2 separate regions of the Mus musculus genome follow, and region 2 is linked to region 1. The links are chromatin loops, found by intact Hi-C in ENCODE. Cell type or tissue: heart. All regions are shown on one strand.

The links. Peaks named below come from ENCODE experiments on the same cell type or tissue, not always from the same donor. Only the 100,000 strongest peaks of a DNase experiment are listed, where the experiment ranks them.
Region 2: it touches region 1 in a loop (2.4-fold over the local background); 3 of 42 quality-filtered maps call a loop at or near these places.

Annotation. Positions count from the first base shown.
Region 1 is chr15:102,694,928-102,702,927 of GRCm38, reverse strand. No RefSeq gene overlaps it. Among named protein-coding and RNA genes, the nearest start is that of Calcoco1, 23 kb to the left of the region's middle. In heart, a CTCF peak has its summit at 4,536 (motif pointing left); a DNase peak (open chromatin) is centred at 4,507; H3K27me3 peaks cover 5,112 bases.
Region 2 is chr15:102,951,168-102,959,167 of GRCm38, reverse strand. It overlaps Hoxc11 (homeobox C11), which reads right to left and starts at 4,642. Exons shown (of 2, transcript NM_001024842.1): 1 at 3,961-4,642; 2 at 2,467-2,699. The coding sequence starts at 4,642. The coding sequence ends at 2,467. RefSeq lists an enhancer at 1-277. In heart, no CTCF peak of the experiment used is centred here; no DNase peak of the experiment used is centred here; H3K4me3 peaks cover 657 bases; H3K27me3 peaks cover 7,899 bases.

The DNA.
Region 1 (8,000 bases):
TCTCTGGGTTTGAGGCCTACATAGTGAATTCCAGGACAGACGGGGCTACACAGAGAAACCCTGTCTCAAAACAAAACAAAACAAAACAAAACCAAAGGAGTAGAAATCAAAATGTCTAGAACTCCAACATCAGAGATTCTCCTGCCAACAGGGTGTGGAACACACTAATTTTCTTTCTCTTTGAGATAGGGTCTGGCTATGTTTGGCCAGGCTGGCCTTAGACTCCTGCCTCAAGTCTCTCTAGGAGTTAAGACTTCAGGCACCACCAAGCCTAAAAGCTAAAATGATTTAAAGTCCTGCTCTGTTCACTAGGGAAGCCACCAGCCACAATTACTACATTACTGAATGTTTGAACTGTAGCCACTCCACACTGACAGGATGTGTGTGTAAGTATATAACAGATTTCAAAGACTTAATACTTAAAAACAAAAAGTAGAGTCTCAAAACATTATATATATTCAGATTGAAGCGATACATTTTGGGAGGACACATTCAAACCATAGTCATTCATCTCTAGGGATCATAACTAGGGTGGATAAACAAATATTACTCTGGACTATCTTTGCTTCTTAAATGAGGTCATTAGGAAATGTTACATGATGTGTATGACCACAGTTAAGTTTCTACTACACAGCACTAGCCTAAGATCCACTACAGAACAGGACCCTTACAGCCAGGACATGCCTAGACTTCCCTGTGTCCCCAGACTATCATCATCTTTCTTATCAGGAAGAGAAATACATGAAATTTCCAAGACTCCAGTCTTTCTTTTGTTCTTTGTTTGTTTCTTTTCTCACTTTCTCTTCTTCCTTTCTTTCTTTCTCTCTTTCTTGTGTGTGTGTGTGTGTGTGTGTGTGTGTGTGTGTGTGTGTGTGTGTATGTGTGCAAATGTGCCCACTTTGTGTGTATTGAGGCTCCAGAGCAGGATGCAAGGTGTCTTTATCAAGTGTCTCCCTGTTGCTTCTCACTGACCTATAGGCCATTTTGGTGAGGCTGGCTGGATGATCAGTAAGCTCTCCAGATCTGCCTGTGTTCATTCATGTTGGAGTTACAGGCATGCATAGCCTTTTATGTGGACCTAGGAATTCAAATTCAGGTCCTCATGCTTGCAACCACTCTTACCTCTGCCTCCCTGAGGACTGGGATCCCAGACACATATTACCACACCTGGTTTTGTGTCGTACTATAGATAAAAATCAGGGTTTCTTGTGTGTTCAACAAGTACTTTGCCAACTGAGCTTCATCCTAACCTGGAAGATTCAGTCTTGGCGTGCCCCTGAGCCACATAATCCCAACCCCACAGTCAGGGCAGACTTCCACCTATGTTGTGCTGTCTCCAGGGTTCTCCTGTTCTTGTCACCCAGACTTTTCTTTCCTTTTCTTTTCTTTTCTTTTCTTTTCTTTTTTTCTTTTGTTATTCAGGTGAGAGTAGAAATGTCTTAATTCATAAAAGTGAGTTTCAGCTAACTGTGGTGGCACACACAGATTATCCCAGCTACTCAGAAATCTGTCTGAGGAAGGAAGATTGTGAGTAATTTAGTGAGGTCTATATCAAAATAAAGGAAATACAAAGGACCCCTGTTGGAGGGCTGCCCAACTGCATGGATGTCTTACCCGTTCCAAGTATCATAAGACACTCAAACACACACATATGAACACACAACGCACACATACATGTACATACTCACACACATGAGCACACAGCACACACACATGAATGCACATGCATGAACACACATATTCACTCACATACGCACTACATAAATGCACTCATGTGCACATACATGCATGAACACACACATATACAACACACATGAACACATGTATATGTATACATATACACATGCAATGGTGTTTTCCTGGCTTACAGATCAGAACTGGCCTTACAAACCTGGATTTAGGAAACATGTCCTCCCTGTTTCCTATATTTCCATCCCTTTTTCTCTTTTCTTTTCTTCCTACCTGTAACTGTGAAAAATTTCCCAAATTGGTAGAAATGAGTTCTAGTAATGACCTAGTTCCTGGAGCCCTAGACATGCCCAGACTCCCCAGATTCTGATTCACCCTCAAACACCCAATGTCTCCCCAGCAGAAAGACAAATGCCTGGAATGCACAAATCTTCATTCTTTTTCTTGTTACAGTTTTGTATTTTGAGGAAGTATCTCACTAAGTACATGCATACACTCACACACTCACACACACACGAGAATGCACATGCGTGAACACACACTCACACTGTCACACACATGAACTCACACACATATATGAACACACATGCACACATACACCACACACACACACACACACACACACACACACACACGAATGCACATGCATGAACACACACACGCACACATACACACAGGAACACAGATATGTGCACACACCCATGAACACACACATGCAGGCTGTCCTGGAGCTCAGTCTATAGCTCTAGATGACCTTGAGATCCCCCTGCCTTGGCCTTTCAAGCACTAACTAGGCTTACAGGTACGTGTCATCACACTCCTCTCAGACTGCATTCTTAGGCACTCCTGTAACCCAGATATGACATATTTCCCAATCCCTTGACCTCGGTAAAACATTCCTGGCTCTGATCCCTTGACAGAAAATGCAGATCAAGCCTCCCTGGAAGTCACTGAGAAGATACCACAAGGACAACGCTCCTTGTTGGAATTCGGTTCACAGTCTGTGCTTTGTAATTCTCAGCTTCCCACTTTGTCCCTTCACCCTGCAGATTGAGAGGATTAAGGAAAGCTGAAGAGTAAACTCCATTCTGTTTAAAAAGACTCACAGAACCTCAAAACCATAGATAGGCTCCTTGCAACAAATCCCCAGCTTGCCATTCAGTGCAGAAATTCCTTGGACTAATCCCTCCTTGGTAGTCATCCACCCTCTGTTTAAACCTCTCCAGGGCCATTCACTGGCTCACTTGATGAACAAAAACAAGACTTGATAGACACTAAAAAGAAGGGCAGACACGGGTCCTACCATTAAGGAAGCCTATATTTTAACAAAATCACAGAAGTAACTATAAGGTATACATGGTGTGTGTCGGCTGAGGCCAAGACAGGCCGAGTAACGACATCGCAAGTTATTCATGCCCAACCAAGGGAGACTGTAATACCCAAATCCCTCCAAATCTCACAGCCCTTCCCTATTCATTTCAAGGAACATGGAACAAGATGCTTCTACACTAAATCCAATTGCTCTCAAGGAGGACATTTCTACAGCAGCTTTAAAACTCCAGGAAGACGTGCATGGAGGAGGCTACCATGAAGATGACTGAACTGCAGCACTCTCGTGGGGGAAAGTGGAACCCACAGCAAGATCGTCTACTCTGGTCTGTATCATGGAATGATCTTTGGAGACCTTAAATACACACAAGGGCCAGCCTACTGGCAATTCCCCAGCCTGCCTTGGAAGCTCAGCATATCTCTATCCTAGATTGGTATCTTTCTTGCTATTTTTCTCTCTATCCCATCTGTGTGGCCTAAATCAGTGGCTCTGCTTCAACGGGTCCCTCCGAGCATTTTAGTTTTCAATATTCTTGGGGACTTTTTTCTGTCTCTCTGTCTCTGTCTGTCTCCCTGTCTGTCTCTGTCTCTGTCTGTCTCTGTCTCGCTGTCTCTCTCTCTCTCTGTGTCTCTCTCTCTGTGTCTCTCTCTCTCTCTGTGTGTCTCTCTCTGTCATTGTTCTCCGTTTTCTTGGTTGATTTCCATTTTTCTATCTCTGGCCTTGCTTTCTCCCCAGCTGCCGCAAAGCCATAAACCTAGCCTGTTCTGCAGCAGGCAGCCGCCAATCACTGAGCTCCAAGAGTTGAAGGGAGGGAATCAGCAAAGAGTTGGGGTGGGAGAGCAAGGGCACTGTTGCTACAACAAGGGAGGGGAGATGAGTAGAAAAGAGCAGAGAAGTACCCCTCCCAGCAAACAGCCAAAACTGCCTACAACAGCCCTTCTTGGACAGAACCCCTTCCCTGCAGAAAACAGACACCTGGCCCCTCTATGCTCTGTAAGGCAGGTCCACTTCTTGTACCCCCAATGGGTGGCTTCCCGCCTAGAACCACTGATCACAGATAGCACCAGAAATGAGTAGACTAAAGACCTGGGAGGTTTGAGGAGGATTGAGATTGATGCTTACGTGGATATCGGGAGAGACAAAGATGGTCAGGGCCATGTCTAGTGGGTGATGCCAGGGCAGGTTTGGGGAAGTATTGAGAGGAGGAAAGTGACCTTATTATCACCCAAGGCTGAGCCAGGAGGTTGGGGGCTGCAGGTTTCTTCTTTGCTATCTGGCCACCAATAGCCCAGTTCCTGGTCCCTTATCTAATTTGGGGTTCAGGAAGGCAGAGTGCTGATTTGAGAGGTAACTGCTCGGCTGTACCTTAGAAATCTCAGACTGTAACAGGCTAGGAGGGGAAGGGGAGGGGTCAGCCAAAGATTTTAGGTGAAGAGCAACGAAGGAGGAACATTCCTCCTTCCTTTTGGTACTGGAGACGACTTGGAAAGCAGTAATTCCTGGTGTGCCGGCGACCCCTGCTGGCGCTTCGCGTCAGCACCAGCGAGCCCGGGAGGCAGGTAGGTACTCAGGGTTTTCCTGAGACCTGCTGGGCATCATTTAGCCAGGACACCTTTCTGTGACTACATCAGTGTACAATATAACAGTGTGTACAGCTCTGCATTTGACAGGGTACGGGCACCCCAAGTGAAGGCAGTAATGTGACTGAATAGAAGACTGAGCCTAAAGGAACTTCAAGCTCTCAAACTCCCAACTACTCTTTGGAGAACTCAGAGTGTAGAGCCCAGCCTGTCTCACCACCAGCTCCATGCCAATAACACAGAACCACTCAGCATGGCTCTGCAGGGGTGAGAGACCTGTTAACCGGTCCATAAGAAGAAGAGTAAAGGATGACTAGTTTGAAATCAGACTGGGTTATAATCCCAATTGTCTATTTCCCTCCCCAAAAACCTGCAAGTGATTCGTGGTGTTTGAACCCAGTTTCCCCATATAAGGGGCATGCTGAGCACAGCTCCTAATAATGTTAAGTATTTAATAAATTCTAAATTCTCCGTCTGTCTCTCTATCTCTATGACTCTGTTCTCTTTCTCTCTCTCTCTCTCTCTCTCTCTCTCTCTCCCTCCCACTGTCAAGGTCAGGCAGGGATTTCAAAAGGCAAATAAATGGGAATGCTGTTGACCATGGTGATGATGGTAGTTTGTATTTACACCACTCGTGCAAATCATTTTCAACATATTTTAATACATGGCTTTTTTTCCTTTTTATTAGCCACGCACATCATGATCATGTTTTATTGGGATAGAAGTACCCCGATGTTATGGCAGGTATCTGGAAAGATGGCCTTATGAAGCGATAACAAGGCATGACAAATCTTCCTTTATTGTGATACATTTCCATTACTCAGGTTAATCAGAAATTACCCATTAGAACAAGGGCTTAAGATAAGTACATGACAGTCATCTGCGGAGATCAAAATCTCTGATTTTCCAATGGGTACCTAATTGTTATGGCCATTGTGGGGGGGGGCAATTAATGCTTAGATTGAACCGGTCTTAAAACATTAGAATAACTCAAGGAGAGATGACAGGCAGTTAGGATTAGTATATTCTGAAATTAAAGAGAAGACAGATTTCACTTCTACCGAATGATATCCTCACCCCTACAGCTGTCCAGTGACAGGGGCAGACTGTGCATGAAGTACAGAGCTGCACTTCAGCAGGAATATTGAAGCAGGCTGTCTGACTCCTGGGCAAGCTTACCGTGAAAGAGATTCAGGCTGCAGAGGGAGATTGGGTAAGAGGCCCTCTGAGGTCCCTCTACAAGCATACTTGAGTGGATGATGAATACTTAGCACAGCACAAGTGTTGCTCCAAACAGCATTACTGCCATACCCGACATCCTTGCTTGTCACCACAGAATGGGAATGGGGGACAGCAATCATAACTATGGGAGTCTCTGCTTCTCTGAGATTTTCTTCCTCCCAAGGAAAAGCAAGAGTCTGGGGGACATTCCGTCTCTAAGCATCCCTATGTTTGCCTTGATTTCTTTTGCAATCCTCATCTTTTTCTTCATAAGCTCCCTCTTCAAACGCCTTAAAGAAATCTTACTTAAGCAAAGAGCCTTATTTGTCATTTAGTTTCCTCTAAGGGAAGAGTGAACAGCAAGCAATAGAGGAAGCACTCAAACATTTGTTTAGCTCCTATTAGGTGTAGCGCCTATAAACTTTGCTCTTGATTAAGAGAGGTGTGCGTATGCTCTCATGCAGAGGGGTGTGTGTGTGTGTTGTACATGTGGATGCAAATGTAGGTGGGTCTGCAGGAATTCTTTGCTGCTCAAGCCTTGCTCTGTATTTATCTCTCCTTTGGGAATTGCAATACCTTCTGTGCACACACAGGCTATAGCCAGGAGATATTCTTCTGGTTTCTAGATGTTTGTACACTACCCCAGGTTCCTCTGTTCCCATCTTGAGCTTTGCCGTGTTGACGTGTCAAGATTTAGCTGCTTTCTTGTCTCTGTGTATGCATCATTGGCATTCTCTTCTCTGTCATGGTGCATGTAGATCCAGGTATCCAACCCATGTGAAGTCATCTATGTCCTGAAGCCCCTTCTCCCAAGAAAGACTCTGTGAGGAGTCCTTGGCACCCTCCTTTCCAGGCTGCCCCCACTTCCCACTTTCCATGCCAGGAGAGATCTAATTACACAGAAATTAGTACAGAGAAGGATCGTTTGCTTTTATGGCATCAGCGCCAGGGCAGCTGTAAATCTGGAGCCGCTACTGCAGCAGCTTCTGAGCACTGTGAGGACGCTGAAGGGGCTCTCACCTCTTCACCCCCTCTCCCCCTGGGCCGCTATCCCTGTCCAGGACCTGACAACCCGTATAGGTACCCATCTCACCAAAGGATAAGGTGTGAAAGGGAGGCTGTGGTAAATCAAGACACATAGTAGGTGTTCAATAAATGTTACCTAGCTGATTAGAGGATGGATTACCAGCATTGTTAACCACTACCCAACTACCCAGATGCAGTGACCAAAAGAGGGATACTCTTACCAAAATTCCTCAGAATTTTCACATTCTTACCAGCCTTCCATACTTTTGTATGTGCCCAGATAAACCTGATGGGTAGGGCAATGTGTCACTGGACTTCTATTTCAGAGACCCTTCTTAGGCAGCATCAGGTCGTGAAGACAGACCAAGTTCAGGTCTTGATTCTTCTCTTACCTCTTCTTTCCCATCACCCTTCAGTGTAGCTTTTACCACAACCCCCCCCCATCAATGGCCATCACATATTTGGGGGACATTGCAGCATGTAGACAGACTGTACCCACGCAATCAGAAATGAACACTTCTTTATGGTAGTCTCATCCGATGAGTAGAGAGGGCATAAAAGGCTCTAGCGACCCCTGGGCACCTGGAGGCGACTGTCTGCCCATTGCCAGCACACTTTAAGCACACTAACATGGTAGTGGTTATTTGTGCTTCCTTTTTACTGTACTGGGATTGAACAAAGTCATTCATGCAATGCAGGCAAGTGCTCTACCTCTGAGCTACCTCCCAGTCCCGACTACAGCTATTTTGATTTCCATATGTTGAAGGGATGAATTGCTTCCTTGCGGTGCTGGAGGGTCTTGCTGTGAAGGGTTGCAAAGAATTGAAGATTTCTGTGAAGAGGGTTGGGGGTAAGTGGGAGCTGGGGGGGGGGGGCGGGGATGGATAGAGACACGGCCTTTTCCAAAGTAGCAAAATCAAAAGCCAAATGCCCAAACTTCCTATTTCTTCCCAACAGTTCCCAACCCACAGGCTCAGGACTCCTTCCTCTTGTTCTTCCCTACCCGGACATCTCCAAGTCAAGGCACTTTGACAAGAACTCCCATATTCACTCCCATAGAGATGAATCTGGAGAGCTCCAAGGGGTGTGTAGGTCAGGAAAGAGTGAGCCAAAGAAAAGAAGGCCTATCTGCAAGGCCAGCCCCTCCAGGACTT
Region 2 (8,000 bases), 260 kb before region 1:
TATAGTAGATAAATATCCCATCTCAAGAAATGCCCCCATACACAAATACACAGAAAACCCTCAGTTGAATTCCTGTTTACATTCATTAAATACTGACTGTTCAGACACCAGAGACGAAGGACATAAGTGGGCACATCACGTCACATTTGTTCCATGCAGACAAATGTACACAAACTATATTCCTCCTCATGAGCACACAGAAGGATGACACCTTGAATATTAAAATGTTTGTGAGTATGCAAAAGCTTTTGAGTCACAATACTCCCAAGTTGGCAAATCTCAACGTGCCACACAATTACAAATTAGAGATTCAGGAATCTCTGCCATCAAAACAGAGAGTATTATCTGTACTTGAAACCCAGGGTACTTTTCCCCTTCATTCAACAAGCATGGATGAAAACATTATCTTGGAATTCCATAAGGTCAGAAAGACAGAAGGGAAATGAGAGAATTTGTCCTAAACCCCTTACCCCAAATAACAAATTAGAAAAAAAAAAAGATAGATGAGTGTTCTTATTGAAAGAACTGAAAGGATTAGTTAACTTTCAACTGAAGAAACACATGCAACAAATACAGGCTGGCATGAAGACTGTCCCTTAGGTCACCCCTTCCATGGTGCCCTCTTTGCTAATCCCTAAAAATCGCATCTCTGAAGCTTTTTATTCTGGGACAGCTAACATATAAAAGTTAGGGTGGCCCCAGCCTAGGTGTCTAGTTCTGTCTGGAGGAGCCTGACCATTTGGGCCAAAGGGAAAGGGGATGGGCCCCATTTTCCCACCTCTAGTGGCTGTGAAGAAGACAGGAGAGGGGCTGCTTTGGCCTCTTCTCCCCTTTCTTTAAAATTGTATATTAAAATTCTAATACACCTGAGAGGAGAGGAGAGAAGAGGAGAGGAGAGAGAGAAAGAGAATCCTACCCTCAGTTCTACATAATTGACTGCAACAGAGGGAGACATCTGGCAGGAGGGTAGTGGAGCCAAGAAAATTCCTATAAATTTAAATTTGATGATGGTTACAATTAACTCCCCAACAAACGTGTACTTAAACAGGAAGCGTTTGCTGGGCATTTGGATGCAGCTTGAGCTGCACGTGAGAAAAGGGAGTTTAGGATTAACCATAGAATGTCCTCTGCTTCAGAGCTGGAGCAACCCTTGGTTGCCTCTTGCCCCTGCCTTTGGAGCTGAGCACTAATGTCTCCCGTACTAGCCTGCCTCACCTCGGGAAGGCCAGTTTTCAGCAGCAGGTTCTCCCAATCCAATTGTCTCCCTTCTTTTTCCTCCTCCTCCTCTTTCTCCTCCATCACCACCACCACTATCACCACCACCACCACCACCACCACCATCACCATCACCACCACCATCACCACCACTATCACTACCACCACCACCTCTGCTGTCTTGGGAGCACAGGGGGTTTTAAGAGGAGAGGGGTTAATAAAAAGGTCAAATAAAATCATAATATTGAACAGAATGAAATATCTTTATTTACCACCAAAAAATTCACAGCAATCCCTCTGAGACAGGAGTAGGGTGGGGATTGCACACATACACACGCACTCACGCACATGGATAGAGATGGGTGATTAGAACCTCACTCCGGCTCAGCCTCCCCCTTCCTCTCCAGGTAGAGAGGCTTATGAAAAATATTTACATAAATGCAGACCCCAGCTAGAGGGAGGTGCCCAACCCCATCTTCCTATGCCCCTTCCACCTCAATCCTGTTTCTTTTAAAAGAGGTACGAACTTCATAGACTAGCAATAAACCCGCAGGGGTGGGGGTGGGGCACTGCCTGGGAAAAGGTTAGGACAATTCGATGCACCAGGTAGGAGTTTTCAAAAGAGGGGTCTACACATTTAGGGCGAGAACAATTAGGCTCAGGCGGGGCCAGGCGCAGACGGAGGTAGGATTTGGACTTTGCACACCTAACACCAGGTCAAACGTACAGGGATTTCACAGCAAGGCAGGATCACATTTAGCTGCCCCCTAACCCTGGGGCAAGGTGGGGTGGGGGCGGGGAGCCTGGGAGGTCTTGCAGACAAGGTGGCTCAGTGGATCTTTTCACTTGGGCTAGGGAAGACTTGAGTTCAAGGATTGTTCGGCTCTGGCGCCCACTGTGACCGCCCCTCCTCTCACCCAATCCGAGCAGCAAGACATTGTTGTAAGGTGTATTTTCTTTTAAATAAACAGTCTTGGGGCCCTGGCGCCACGGGGTCCACTAACCACGGGTCAGACACTTCCCTCACCTCCTTTTCCAGGCTGGGTCTCTGTTCCCTACAGTGAATTAGACCCAAGGCCAAGGAGGTTCTAGAAGGAAGTGCCAGTAACGGCATTGGGGGGCCAGCCCTGGCCACAGTCCAGTTTTCCACCCGCGGAAAAAAAAAAGACGAGTTAGAAAATAAAAAATAAAATAAAATAAAATAAATTTCCCTCTTTCCCTCCCTCCCACCCCAAAGGGTCAGGTCTGCAGTTACAGCAGTGGATTTCCTGAAAAATACTGCAGCCGGTCTCTGCTCAGTTTTTTTTCTTTCATTCTCCTGTTCTGAAACCAAATTTTCACTTGTCGGTCTGTCAGGTTCAGCATCCGGGACAGCTGCAGCCGCTTCTCTTTGTTGATGTACACGTTGAAGAAAAACTCTCGCTCCAGTTCCCGGATCTGGAATTTCGAATAAGGGCAGCGCTTCTTGCGGGTGCGGGGGGCGTCTGGAGGGAGGGGAAGGGCAAGTGCGAGGAGAGGGGAAAGAGACACGTGAGACCCCGGGAGACCCCAGCCAACCCAGTCGCTGAAAGCTCAGCTACACAGCTCCCAGTCCCGCTGCCGGGCAGCCCTCCCTCTAGGCCGGCGGCTCCTCTTCCGTATCCGCTGCGCTGGGGCAAGCCTTGATCCCACCGCCAGGTTCACTGAGAACCTAGTTCCCCCTGCCCCTCAGGCCAGAGCCCTAGCTGACAAGGTCTGAGGGTGGAGGAAAGCCTGCCTGAGCCACGTGCTTTCCCTGGGGTGCTCTGTCTGCTCCTGGTCGCTGCCCTTGCCCTTTCCAAGCCGCCCTCCTAATGCTTCTGCAAATCCAGGATCCCTTCCTCCAGAAATCGGAGGGAACCGCGGAGAATCGGCGCGAAGGAGTGAGATCAGGAGAGAGCAGTGAGGAATCGGGAGCAAACTAGCCCGTAGAGGTAGCAGGACACCTACGAGCCTCCTGTGGTGCCCTGGCGCCCTGGGACACCCAGCCGCTTGCCTGCCCCAGGCTTGCGTACAGTCAGGCTGGGCCTACCCAGAGAGAGGCCTCGGACCCTGGAGAGCCACCGCTACCTTCCCCTGCAGAGCAAGGGAATCTCTGATTCTTTCCCCACTCTCCTGCCACCGCCAAACCCCGGCTTGCCCCGGTTTCTTCTCAAAGACCCGCGAACACGTAATTTGAACATTTTTAAAAGTCGTTTTAAAAAGAAGAGGAGCGGCCTTGGAGAGCTTCCCTGGACTCCAGTTCTGCCGCGTCGCTTCTGTTCCTTACCTCTCCCCTTCTCTGGATTTCTCCCAGTCTGTCCCTCGCCCTCCCCTTTCCCCCTCCACCCCTCCCCTCCCTCCCAACCCCCCAGCAGTCCGACTCCCCATCCTTTCTTAAACGCTCCTCTAAGTTCACGATCAAAGTTAATATCGCCCGCAATGGTGGCACTTTTAAAAATTTCACAGACCGAGGGAGATAACGGAGGAGGGGGGCTCACCCGGCTTTTCCAAAGAGCCCCTTTCCCTCCCTCCCCACCCCTTCTCCATCGTAAAAAGTCGAGTCGTTGGGAGAGAGGGCTTTGTAGGTTATAATAAAATCCTTTGAATGCTTATAAAACTCCACATAAAATCAGACTGACCCAAAACACGAGGCTGTCCGCGCTCCCCTGCCCCCCCCCACTACTCCAGCCCTCCCTCTCCGCTCCCTCCCTCGCTGCCCTCGGGTTCCCGGCCGCTGCTACCTACTGGGGGCGGCTCCCTTGGCCGGCTCCTTGGTCGCCGAGTGGGAAGAACCGGACGAGCTGGGATTCGTGTTCTCCTCCTCGGCCTCGGCCTCAGCACCGGCCTCTGCCCGGGACGCAAGTCCCGAGGCGGGGGGCGCCTCAGGCTCCCCCTTGGCCTCGCCCTTGCCGGAGCAGGGGGGCTCGGCGGGCGCATCTCCCCCACCGCAGTAGGCGTTGTCGAAGAAGCGGTCGAAAGCTTGGGGCAAGACGCTGTTCTTGTTGACTGAGGAGTAGAAGCCGGCGGGGGCCGCGTGCGGGGCGCTGGGGTGGTGGTGGCCGCCGTAGGAGCCTTCATTTTTCATGAGGATCTCAGTGACTGTGGAAGGAGGCAGGCACTCCCGGTGCATAAGCTCGTCGGCCGCCGCATAACAAGACGAGTAGCTGTTCCGATGGTGCCACTTCCCGGACGGTTCCAGGCCGTAGGAGACCTCCCGGACCGGGGGCACTTGGGCTGAGTAGGGATAAGAAATCTGACGAGAGGGAGCCTGGGGTAGGAAGGAAGAGACGGTGGAGAACTCAGGCACGTAGTAAGTGCAACTGGGCAGATAGAGGTTGGAGGTGCAGCTCCCTCGTTCGCCGAAGTCAGCGCCCCTCTCCTTGCGCGAAGGCGAGCAGAAGTTGCCCAGGTTGACCGAGTTAAACATCGTTCTCTTCTCCTGCCTCCTCCGGCTGGAGGTTTTGGACCCGATCTAGCGAGGGGGGAAATTTTGGGAAGGCGAGATGACGCGTTATCCGTCTTAGTCTCTCTCCCCGAGCACGTGATCCAAAGTAGATATTGTCATATATCAGTTCGGAGCACTTCGCAGACGTAGGAGGGGTTCTCTCTTAGGTAAGATCGGGGACGTTCAGGCGATTGGTTTGCAAACACCGCAGAAACATTATGAAAATCAATTGCAGATTTGTATTCGTTTTTCTCTCGTCACTCCCCTCCTCTCCATTCCACAGAGCGAGAAAAGGAGGAGAGAGAGAGAGGGTTGGGGTGGGGTGGGCGGTGGGATGGGCGGGGGCGGTGGCTGGGAGGGGGTAATTGTATTTTTTTTTAACTGCTGTTCTTTTCCCCCCTAGGATTGGGGGAAGGAGAAGGGTTTTCCGTTTCGGGGTCTTGGTCCCCTCCTTATGACAAGCTGGGGGGCGGGGGGTAAAAGAAAGGGTCTTTTCCTGCCTGATTTCCCCGGAAATATTGGATGCTTCCCAACAAGTTTCAGGGACTCTTAACCCTCTACCTGAAGAATCAGAGCTTGTTCATAAGAAGTCCTTTATATTACTTTCCTGACCAGAATAAGGTGCGCTCCCTTATAGGACAGGCTCCCAGGAAGAGTATCTGAAGTTTCCCAAAGGTGAGGCAGCCCAGCTATGAGCCAGTGTCCCAACTTTGTCTAGCTTGCTGTGCTGCCGCTGGCTAGGGACTCCTATTAGTCATAAACCAGTGGTGAGCAGTGCGCCAGCCGCCCAGCCGGTGCCTGGCGAAGTCTGGGAAAAACCTTCTCTAATGTTGTGTTAAATATTTAGTATGAGAGAGTGGCCCTGGGTGAATATTTCATGCCTGCCTTTATTGTCAATCAATGTGCAGAAAGCTACATTCACTGTGGATTTTAAAATCCCAAACCCCAAAGAAAAAGATTTAGAGTGAGAGTCATCTATCTTCTCTATCTGGGGCCCTTCGGGTTGGGAGCTCAGCTTCAGCTAATAGGCTGAAAAGAAGGCTGGCAATAAGGTCCAGGCAGGATGTATGCTAAGGGAACTACATTTGGAGAGGTTTTTTTTTTTTTAATGATTTGGGGAGCTTAGGTGGGTAGAGGTGTCTATCTCTAATACCAATCAAAAAGTAGGCAGGGTAGGGCCTGAAGTCCCCAGCCTCTTTCACTCCTATTTCTTCTCTACATCTCAGTCCAACCCTGCCCTTCTCCAAGTCTATAAACCCTCCTTGCTGGACCGCTGTGTCCATAGGGGAATACTCAATGACTCCTTAAACCTCCAGTCCCTTTGGCTATTACAACATACATCTGGGCATCTGAATATAACTTTATGGAAATGTTCTGGGCTGGATCCATGGTGCCCAAACAACTGGCACAAACAGAAAGCAGCAGTAACCTTGGTCCTAAGAAGGAGCTGTCAGGACATAACATTTTAGAAAAGAGCAACTCAACCCTGTACTCTTAGACAAAACCAAAGGTAGTCTAAACCATTCCCCCACCCTCAGGGCCGCCTTCAGATTGGTTTTCCCGCTTTAAAGTGTATTTAATTTGATTTTCTTTGTTGAAGGATGAATCACTGAAAGCCCCAGTCAGACAGGAAAGACAGAAATGGCTAGCTTATTTCCAAATATATCTTCCCAAATCCATTTTTCCTCAACTTTTCTACCTGCCCACATTTACTCAGACTTTACAACAATACTTCGGTGAAATCTGCCTCCACCATAGTCACCTTCTCTGTGTGGGTGGGTGAGTGGGGATGTCTCCAATATTGTAGAAGAGACTTCCAGTGCTTCCCTATGTTTGCACTTAATGATAGGCATTGCTTCTTGTGCTTTTTAGTCCTGGCCAGATCATAACTGAAGGTAAATAACTAGATTGGGGGCATTTCTGTAGAGAAGGGACCAGAAACAGAAGATTCTGTTGCAGTTCCCCTTTCCTTTAGTCTTTTTTATAGGAGGAGCTGGGGGCAACGTTTTTAATTATAATGGTGGTGAACAACGGACTGGGGCTTTTATGGGGTTTGCGTTGACCTCATCAAACTTGCGTTTACTGGAGGCAAAATGCTCCCCAAACAGTCATAGAAGCCAGCAAGAAGAAGGCCAGAGGTACCCCATCTCTTGCAGAGATGAGGGTGGTCTTGGCTCCTGCTTTCCCCCGTTTTCCCACTAGGTTTTTCTTACTTTTTCTTCTTGCTCTTCAGGGCAGGGTGGGGATCAATCCCCTAAGTCCTGTTTTGCACAGCCTTGGAGAGAGGTGGGGGTGGGGGGGTATCTGCTTCCTGTGAGAAGACAGCTGTGGGCCTAAGCACTTGAATTTGACCACCAAAGTTTATTCATGGGCCACCATAAAAGTGAGGCAGGCAGCTACAAAGAGCAGTCTGATTTTCTTGAAGCCAAAAGAAGGAAGCAAAGGAGAGTGTCAAGGACATGATGTCTAGGAAGCTTTAGGATCCAGCAAAAGACTTGTAGGAAGGAATACTCTTCTCCACAAAAGCAAGCCATGAAGTTTAATATTTTTTTTCTGGCATTGGTTTTTCAAATAATTTAAAACAACCTTTAAAAAACCCTCAGCAACTGGGTCAAGGAGAAAAGGCCCTGGTTTTTGAGGTCACTTAGTTGTTGAATAGCAAAAAAATACTTAGGGATAGGATATTGGCTTGCCTGCCTGGCTTTGGGTCCAGACCACCTGGAAGCCTTCACTGGGTTTGTAACTCTCTCTCTCTCTCTCTCTCTCTCTCTCTCTCTCTCTCTCTCTCTCTCTCTCTCTCTCTCTGGCTTCTGCCCACAGCATCCTTTACATTTGGATGGAGGGACACATCTGTGGCCCCCCAATCCCATCACTCGCAGGCATTACTGATGGCAACTGATTTGTTGTTTGTTCCTCACCAGCTTTGTTCCAGATTCCCAGCTTTCACCTAAATGCTTCGTGTGATAGCCATTATACCGACTTGCAGATTTTTGGTGGCCTTACTCCCTGCTAGCTTGGCCGCTAGCAGACCTCTGCAATCTGGGTTGTTGCCGCCTCGGTGGTCTCGATAGAACTAGGACAGACTCCAGCGGCCTTTCCTCCCACACAAGGACAACAGGGTCTGTTTCAAAAGGGGGCACTGTCTGCCGAATTCTGTCATGGGCCGTTCTTACAGCAACCTCCTGAAAACAGCTCTGGGCAGCCTTGTGGCCTCTTTTCTTCCTCACCTTTCCTTGAATTCTAGAGATCAGTTCTTGATAAGGAAAGAGACCACCCTACAGACCACAAGCTAGGAAGAAAAACTGGGAGGGAAAAGGAGGTCTTAAAATTCAGCCTCTTG